Linked DNA regions of Homo sapiens: region 1 is linked to region 2. Evidence: chromatin loops called from intact Hi-C (ENCODE). Cell type or tissue: Panc1. All regions are shown on one strand. Each heading gives the region's core, and the rest is flanking DNA. Links, peaks and the distances in the headings are about the cores only. Region 1 overlaps PITPNM2 (phosphatidylinositol transfer protein membrane associated 2). Region 2 overlaps PITPNM2 (phosphatidylinositol transfer protein membrane associated 2).

Region 1 (4,497 bases), core at 213-4,212, 160 kb before region 2:
CAAAAATTAGCTGGGTTTGGTGGTGTCCATCTGTAATCCCAGCTACTCAGGAGGCTAAGGCAGGAGAATTGCTTGAACCCAGGAGGTGGAGGTTGCAGTGAGCCGAGATCGTGCCCCTGCACTCTGGCCTGGCGACAGAGTGAGACTCTGTCTCAAAACAACAACAAAAAAGACACCCTATTTAATATGTATCATTGATTCATTAACATTAAACTCCTGGCCATCAACACTGTGACTCATGTCTGAATGAAGCTTCTCTAACACAAGAGATTTTCTCTGCACATCATAATCATCTTGCACCCAAGAACTAGACTGCACCTCAGCACTGTGATTGGGGGCCATTCCAAACAGCAAAATCACCAACACAAAGCACACAAGTGCCAAAAATGTGGCACTGCACAGACCACAAAAAGGACACGTGTTTCCATTAGGAGAGCTGAGATGGGAAGATAGAGGATGTCCCCTCGTTCAACCTCAGCAGGGAATGTGCCATCAGGCAACTCAAATTTTTTGCCAATTTGCACAAATTTGAAAATGAATTTGAAAGCACCATGAGCATTGATTTTGGGGTTACAGATAAATTTTAGTGACTAGGGTAATTCACAAATATGGAATCCATGGATAGTGAGGATCTGCCACCTTTGGCATCATGTCAGCCCCCACGGTGTATCCAGCCTAGCTCAGGGCACCTCACAATGCTGATGGTACTTAATGGATGAAGACTGGAGCTGCGGGATGAGGCTGTGGGCAGATTCTTGTGTTTGCTTGTCTTAGGTGCTACAGAAAGACAAGCTGTCCTCCCTCAGCCCTGCTGTAGCTTCTTCTAGAAGGGCTGCTGCCAGCAGAATGGTGCCCATCTCTCTCTGCTCAAGTCTACAGGTAGGAGGGACCCTGTACTTTCATGCAGTGGGTTCTGGCGGCAGCCCTGCAATAGACTTGGCCTTTCTTAGGAGCTGAGACCAATCCTTCTCCCAAAGGAATAATCCTCTTACGGAGGTGTTTCAGGCCAAGATGGGGGGTTCCTGGGGCCCCCATGCCTCAAATTGTGGCCTTCTTATGCCTGGGCTCTCTCAGAGGAAGCTTTCCCAAGTCTTTTGCCTGTTGTGTGCCCTCTTAAGAGTTCGTACGTACGTCATACGGATTATTACTGTTTCTCCTCTGCAGAGCTGTTTATTTCCCCTTTTGAGAGGTGGCTCCTGGGGAGGGCCTGAATTTTCTCTTTTGGCAGCTGGGGGGCTTCCCTTCCAAGTCTGACTCACAGGCTGTGCTGTGGAGCAGGGCTGTGCACTTTGCTTCTGTTGTCCTCCTGGGATTAGAATCAGGCCCTTGGGCTTCCCAGCCCCCTAGGGAGGGCTCACTGGGCACCAGTGTCCTGCATGAGGTGGTGAGCCAGTGGGAGAGCTTGTTATGGGTGCTGCTGGCTCCACCCTCTGCTGTCTCTCTAGACAGCCCCTTGGAGGGAGGGATCGAGGGAGGGGGGAGGGGGATAGGGATGGGTGTGTCAGGGTAGAAATAGGTGGCTATTCCCAGCTTTCATCAGTGGCGTGAGGTTGTCTGAGAGGCAGGGCTTCCCCACAGGTGTGGATGCGTGCTTAACACTGGCTTGGCGACGGTGCTCTGGAGAACAGGAGGACATTCTTCCTCTCACACTGAAGGGCCCATTTAAGTGCTTTCCTTGGTACTTTATAACAGTTGACTTTTCACTTGCTTTTTTTTTTTTTTCATAAGAGGGAGAAAAACTCAACATTTTTTGCAATTAGAATTTTTCCCATGTGGGTAATCACACTGGAAAAAAGCATTTAAATCCTTTGAAAACCACACATAAGTGAGGCTCACGGAGCAGGGGGAACATTCAATCAGCAGGGGTGGCCAGACGTGGAGGCACTTCAGCGGGTTATCGTGTAAGGAAACAATTATTTTACATTTATTTTGGGTTTGCTTGTTGCAGCATATTTCAATTAGTTCATCAGTGTTGTGCATCTGACAGGCCAAACGTTTATTGTGGTTGAACCATCTGGGAGGTGGGAGGCCTGCAGCCTTCCCCATGGCAGTCAGGAACTACTAGTTTAAAGGAAATTTGTTTGATGTGTTTAAGAACCCAACACTAAAACACCATTAATAACAAAATCCTCAAGAATTCTGAAAGCACTCTCACCTATTTCGCCATCAGTTGGGCATGCATCACTCGAGACTTCATTCTTCCCCTAAGCGGGACATTTTCCAATACGCTGAAGCAAAGTTTTGAAGTGGCTTACTTAATTGGTCCAGAGCACGATTTGTATTAACCCAGCAAGGAAAATAGCTCACTAATTTATATTTGAGTGTGAAATAGCTTATGCATTTGCTGCTGGGAGTAGCAAGGGATGCATTTAGCGGATTCTTGCCATTAGTATGCAGCTGAGCTCCTGTCCTGTACTGTGATAGAGAGTATTAGTTTGACTTCAGTTCCCAGCCTTGGGTGACTCACCAGAGCATTGTGAGTTCACGGTAGTGACTGCTGACCGGTGCAATTTGTCGTGCACTCTTTGAATACCAAGATTTTATAGTACCTGATTTCACCCATTTTTCATTTTACTTCAATTATTCCTCCCCACCACACCCCCACTAAAAGTTCTCTTTCCTGAGGAATGTTCTGTCTGACTTTCCAGCAGGGGGGATAAAGGAATTTAGAATCAAACAAATAGGAGAGCCAGAAGGAGCACTGGAAAAAACCGAGTCCAAGGGTTTGACCTTTCCACAAAGGGGAATGACTTTCCATTTCCCTGAAACCCTGAGATCACAGGGCTGGGTGTGGGGTGTTGGCAGTGGAGCGGGATTAAGACTCAAGGACACAGCTAGTGAGCTGGAGGCCGGCTCATAAAATCTGGGACGTGCAGCTCACTCAGGTTTGTCTTGGTGGCCTGGGAGCTGCAGGACTGGTGCTTGCAGGGTTCAGGCCAGTGGCTCCTATACCATACCCAGCCTCGTCGACTCTGTGTTATGGGCTTTTCTGGTGCTTAAGATTCCTGCTCCAGGAGACGGCTGCTCTTCCCTCTCCAGGAGACGGCTGCTCTTCTTTCTCCAGGGAAGCCTCCAAACCAGAGGCATCCCTGGCGTATCCCAGCTGCTTCTCAGGCTGGGGGGATCTTAGCTATTTGTGTTTGAGTTGCTGGTGCCAGGCCCAGTGGCATGGTAGTGATCCAGCGTCTGTGGATTGTTCTTGCAGAGGCAGTGGCTGGAGGTGCAGAGGGGAGGGGCCTTTCCCGCTTACCCACCTTTTGTCTAAGACACCGCAGTGCATGGCATACTTCTGCCCATTGTGCTTCACAGGACTCTCACAAATGTTGCTGTGCCCATTTTACAGGTGAGGAAACTGAGGCTCAGAGAAGTCATGGTATGGCCCTCAGTGCTTTCATTTTTTGTGTCTCACAGATGGGGACCCTAAGACTCAGAGATGTCATGACTTAGGCCTCACCACACAGGGAGTTAACTGCTGGCTGGACTCTAGACCTGATCCCTCATGTTCATGCTTGTGTTTGGTCATGTTCTGTTACACAGCCTGTGCTGTTGTTTTAAAAAATCCATCAGTATTTCCTGATCTAGTTGAGTCTAAGCAGTACAAAGTACCTTTCAATTTGGGTTTGTATGGGGTTTTTTTTTTTCCCTTTTCTTTTTTCCAAGAGGAAAACAGAATTCCTCTTCTGTTTGTTCTGTAGCTTTTCCTTTTCAAAGAGGCCAAAGGGATGCATGGACTTAGAGCAGATTCACCAAGACAGGATTACATGCTCTGGGATCACATCTGTCTATGTGACTTTGAGGCCAAATTTGGACCTACTTGTGAAGTTGTCCAGCCATGCACCTGTAGGCTGGAGGTTAGAGAGCAGGAGTGGGGTCTAGCTAGGCCTCTGGGGTGTGGTCCTGGGGGGTTTAGGAGTCTTACTTGAGAGTCAGTGCCTTTTTCTCCCTTTAAGGGAGAACAACGTTCAGACTGGCTGGGTGACAGCTGGTCAAGCAGATCCCTGTTTATGGCCTCCTTTCTGTTAGGGGGTGGGGCAGGGGATTTTTTTAAAAAGAGCACAGTTCCTAGCGGCTTGTCCTGGAGGAGGGGCCTCGCTCACCTCCAGCCAGAGCCAGCTTAGTCTCCATCTTTCCCTGAGCCTGCTCATTTTTGCTCTTTTCCTTGTTCTCTGACTCATTAAAGAAGGAGCAGGGGCCCAGAGCTGACCTCATGAATAGGGCAACAGGAAGCCAGGTTGGGGAGGAGGAGGCTGGAACTGGTGGCTGTGTCCTCTGGGGGTGCCCACTTTCCTTGCTGTCTCTGGGCTGTTCTGGGCTGAAGGAGCAGAAGGGCCTGTGGCCACTGGGCTAAGAGGATTAAGAGGTGATGCAGGTGGTCCCAGTGTGGGAACCTCTGACTCAGGTCCCCTTAGCAGGAGTTATAGGGCCTGCGTTCCCCGGGGGCCTAAGGGGGCATGTTCAGAGCAGCTGAACCTGGTTCTTGATCTAGATAGAGACACA
Region 2 (4,262 bases), core at 261-4,260:
GGCACAGAGTTCGTGGTCTTCAGCATCGACGGTTCCTTTGCCGCTAGCGTGTCCATCATGGGCAGCGACCCCAAGGTGCGGGCCGGGGCCGTGGACGTGGTGCGGTGAGTGGCCCAGAGGGGCACAAAGGGGCTGTAGCAAGGTGGGTGGGCTCAGGGGCTCCCACCAGCCAGGTGGAGGAGGACAGCGGAGCCTCTGTGGGGGACGCCTGGCTCGGGCACTGGGCCTTAAGGACCTCAGTTCAGAGCCCAGCACCCCCAATTATTAGCCGTGTCACCTTGGGCAAGCGATGTCACTTCTCAATGTCGGCTTTCAATTCCCGCATCTGGAAGGTGAGGCTGGTAAGCCAGGGACACAGCAGCAGGGGCATCTGCCGCCCAGTGCGGGCACCCAAGGGCCTGCTGCAGCACGTCATTGTCAACCATTGTCGTCGTTACTGTCTGAGCTCAATCAGAGATGTGCTTTCCAATGGCCCAAGTGGGCCCTGGCTGGGCAGGAGACAGGGAGGCCCAGGAGGGAGGAAGGGGTGACCATGAGACGACACCTCACCCCCAGGCACTGGCAGGACCTGGGCTACCTCATCATCTACGTGACGGGCCGGCCCGACATGCAGAAGCAGCGGGTGGTGGCGTGGCTGGCCCAGCACAACTTCCCCCATGGCGTGGTGTCCTTCTGTGACGGCCTGGTGCATGACCCGCTGCGGCACAAGGCCAACTTCCTGAAGCTGCTCATCTCCGAGGTGGGGCCCGGGAGGATGGGGCAGGGCAGGGGTGGGGGCAGAGGGACCATGGTGCCTGTGCCCATGCCAGTCTCCCCACAGCTGCACCTGCGCGTGCACGCGGCCTATGGCTCCACCAAGGACGTGGCGGTGTACAGCGCCATTAGCCTGTCCCCCATGCAGATCTACATCGTGGGCCGGCCCACCAAGAAGCTGCAGCAGCAGTGCCAGGTGAGTGGGCGCATTGTGGGGGCGGGTGCAGGCGGGCAGCTCGGGGAGCCCCAGCCTGTGACAGCCGTCCTCACTGACCCCGCAGTTCATCACGGATGGCTACGCGGCCCACCTGGCGCAGCTGAAGTACAGCCACCGGGCGCGGCCCGCTCGCAACACGGCCACCCGCATGGCGCTGCGCAAGGGCAGCTTCGGCCTGCCCGGCCAGGGCGACTTTCTGCGCTCCCGGAACCACCTGCTTCGCACCATCTCGGCCCAGCCCAGCGGGCCCAGCCACCGGCACGAGCGGACACAGAGCCAGGCGGATGGCGAGCAGCGGGGCCAGCGCAGCATGAGTGTGGCGGCCGGCTGCTGGGGCCGCGCCATGACTGGCCGCCTGGAGCCGGGGGCAGCCGCGGGCCCCAAGTAGGGCACCGTGAGTGCAGCGCGGGGTCTCCATGGTGCTAGGCCAGGGTGGCCAGCCCCGCCAGGAGGCCTGGCCTGGGCACACGCACTGACGTGGGCCTGGGAGATTGTCCCAGGGCCTTGTGGAGGACACGGGCCGCACCACACAGTGCTCCCTGCCCTGCCTCACGTCCTCGGGCCTGACGGGTCCGGCTTGTCATGGAAGCTGGCAGGGACCACCAGCCCCAGGATGGCAGAGGGACCAGAACCTCCCACTCAGACTGGCCCGGGAGGTTCTCCCAGACATTTTGCCCTGTGTGGATCTCCAAGTGTCCTGGTGCCAGGTGTGGGCCCAGGCGCAGCCTGCCACCTCCCCATCCACTGGCCACCCTCACTCCCAGGTCCCCTCCCATTTGGTAGCAGCTCCAACAGGGGTCCAGCCTGCATCTTGTTAACTCGAGTTTCTCAACTGTTCAACCTCACTGGTTTTGCACTGATTTTTGAGAGCGGAGACCCATTACCACCTCCTATGGCTACAGCCCCGTTGACATGCATGAAACTCAGTACCTGCTGACCCAGGACCTACAACCACACTGAAGGCTCCAGTGCGGCAGAGCCTCGTGCAAGCAGGAGAGAAAGGCTGTATCTTAATTTCTGCACCCCGGACCCTGCCCACCTGTCTGCCTGCCCCGCCTGGAGCCCAGGCCAGTGTTGTTTCCAGCCTCAGGCCACGGGCTGGACGGGCCTGGCCGCCTCTTCCGCTCCCTGCCATCAGTCAAGGCCGCCCGCCCACGTTTCTACGCCTTTCTACTTCTCAATCTGATTTCTATGAGGTTTTTTTAAACGAGCAATCCTTGGCTGCTTCCTTTTCTTAACTCTTTCAGTACTGAGAGCAGCCCCTCCACACTGAAAACACCCAGCACTGTGACGGAGTCCAGCCTGGTTCTGGGTCCCGTGGGCCCTGCTCCTGCCCACTTAGCGAGGCATGGGCTCCTTGCCTCACCTGGCCCCGGCAATCCCACTGAATTTCTACTCTGGGGTGGGTGGGGCACACACTTCGGTTTTTTTAATGCCAATTCCGTTTTCATGCCGAATCTAAGAAGCCACAACTTGCTTTGTCAGCTTCAGGGCAGGCAGCCATGACTTCATTTCTCGCCTGAACAAGGACCATGCTGTCCTGCACGCTGGGTCTGACCGTCTGCCCTCTCTCCCCAGCACCAAGCGTGACCTTGGCTGTGGCGCTCAACGGCCAGCTCCGGCGGCCCCTCTGCTGCTCCTCGGCTTTCCCGGAAGTGGGAGAGCCTGCCTGGCCTCGGCCTTTGTCCAGCGACCAGGCTCTGTCCCCGAGAAGCTACGGCCGACCTGGGTCTGGTGTTGGGACGCATGGACCGGGCTGGGGAGGTGCACAGAGTGATGTTAACTTTTTCCCGTGTGTAGATATGTACAGCCAAAGGGTCGTGTAAATGTTCTGCAAAAGTGGGTCTATACAGAGTGAAAGCTATTTATTTTGTGCAGAGAAAAAAGTCTGGAGGGATGGAACCTTCAGGGTTTATTCATATTTAAGATGTAGCTTTTTGTTGTTTCAGGCATTATGTATAAAGCAACGATTATTTTATGGACCAAGTTTTCATGTAACTGTTGCAGTGAAAGTGCAATATCTGACCCCCCTGCTCCCAGCAGGAAGTTGCTTGGCCCGACAATCACAGCCCCTGTCAGGGGCCCTGTGGCCAGTGCCTCCTCCTCTCTTGGCCCCACCTTATCCTGTCTTGCCTGCTGCCTGGGAGACCAGCCATCCAGAGAAGCACCTGGAAGAGTCTCGGGCCCTCCTGCAATAAAGGCCGGGAGGCCCTGTGGGCAGTGGGCTCAGCCTCTCCCCAGGGGGGCAGCTCCCCCACGGCTCCTCACTCCCCGCCTGCCTGCCCAGCCGCCAGCCATGCCAAGGACAACAGCAATAGTCCCCTGGGGCTCTCCCAGCGGCCCTCAGCCATAGATGGCAAGGTGGGCAGCCTGCCCCCCCATGGGAAGTCTCTTCTGTATCCAGGTCTGCTTTCCACCTCCCTTCAGATTCCTTTTGGCACATTCTCCTCTTGAGGAAGTACCAGTCTTTCTGAAACTAAGAGAGGGAGGGCAGCGTCCTTTAAAAATACCAAAAATGTTTACAGAGTTGGGTGCTGAGCTGCAGGGCTCAGGCCTGACCAGTCATAACCAAAGGGTGAGGCAGGCCTTGCTGACTGCCACCCCCCAGGCCTGTTAGAATAGAAGCCTTAGTCCCACTCCCACCACACCCCCACGCCCCACCACCTGCCTTCTCTTTGATTTCTAAAGAGGGATTCAGCAGAGACCCCCCACCCCTCCCTGGCTCGGTCTGAGTCCCACTGCCCACCCCATCACAGCCTTCACGTCTCAGCCCCTCCCGTCTGGTCTGTCCGTGTGCCGTCTGTTTCTCTGGGCCATGTGTGAGCAGTGTCCCCATCTCCCCATCCGTCCCTGCTGTCCCCGCATCATTGGGCCTGAGTGTGCTCTGTATACAACGTCATGTCTGTTACACCAATTAAAGAAGCGGGAAGGCTTCCTTCTGGATCTCTTTACTGCAGTGGCGACCGTGGGGCATGGTGGGATGGGGGCATGGAACAGTAATGCTAGTGACACTCACAGTGACGCCAACACGTGAGTGCGGGGCTGACTCTAGGCCTAGCCTGCTTCTAGCTCCTTCCTGGGATGGAACTCAGTTTGCCCTCACAGACCTCAGTGAAACGGGTGCTGTGAGCCTCCCTGCCTCAGAGTGGAAGACACAGCTGGGCAGTGAGAGCCAGACCTGCCACACAGGCCACCCAGCCCCAGCACCTGGCTCTGCACTGCTGCGATCTGTGGAATGAACATGGCAGGGGAAGCCGACTCTCTCCATGCCTGAGTGCATGGCATTTCAGAG

The links. A loop is a pair of places that touch in the nucleus more often than their neighbours do. Peaks named below come from ENCODE experiments on the same cell type or tissue, not always from the same donor. Only the 100,000 strongest peaks of a DNase experiment are listed, where the experiment ranks them.
Region 1: it touches region 2 in a loop (2.9-fold over the local background); 62 of 110 quality-filtered maps call a loop at or near these places.

What each region holds. Positions count from the first base shown.
Region 1 is chr12:123,140,108-123,144,604 of GRCh38, reverse strand. All of the region lies in intron 1 of PITPNM2 (phosphatidylinositol transfer protein membrane associated 2), which reads left to right. Among named protein-coding and RNA genes, the nearest start is that of PITPNM2, 8.7 kb to the left of the region's middle. In Panc1, for the core only: no CTCF peak of the experiment used is centred there; a DNase peak (open chromatin) is centred at 2,434; H3K4me3 peaks cover 1,024 bases; H3K27ac peaks cover 3,883 bases.
Region 2 is chr12:122,983,123-122,987,384 of GRCh38, reverse strand. PITPNM2 (phosphatidylinositol transfer protein membrane associated 2) reads left to right here. Exons shown (of 26, transcript NM_020845.3): 23 at 1-104; 24 at 556-739; 25 at 821-949; 26 at 1,035-3,905. The coding sequence ends at 1,358. Among named protein-coding and RNA genes, the nearest start is that of ARL6IP4, 4.6 kb to the right of the region's middle. In Panc1, for the core only: no CTCF peak of the experiment used is centred there; no DNase peak of the experiment used is centred there; H3K27ac peaks cover 653 bases.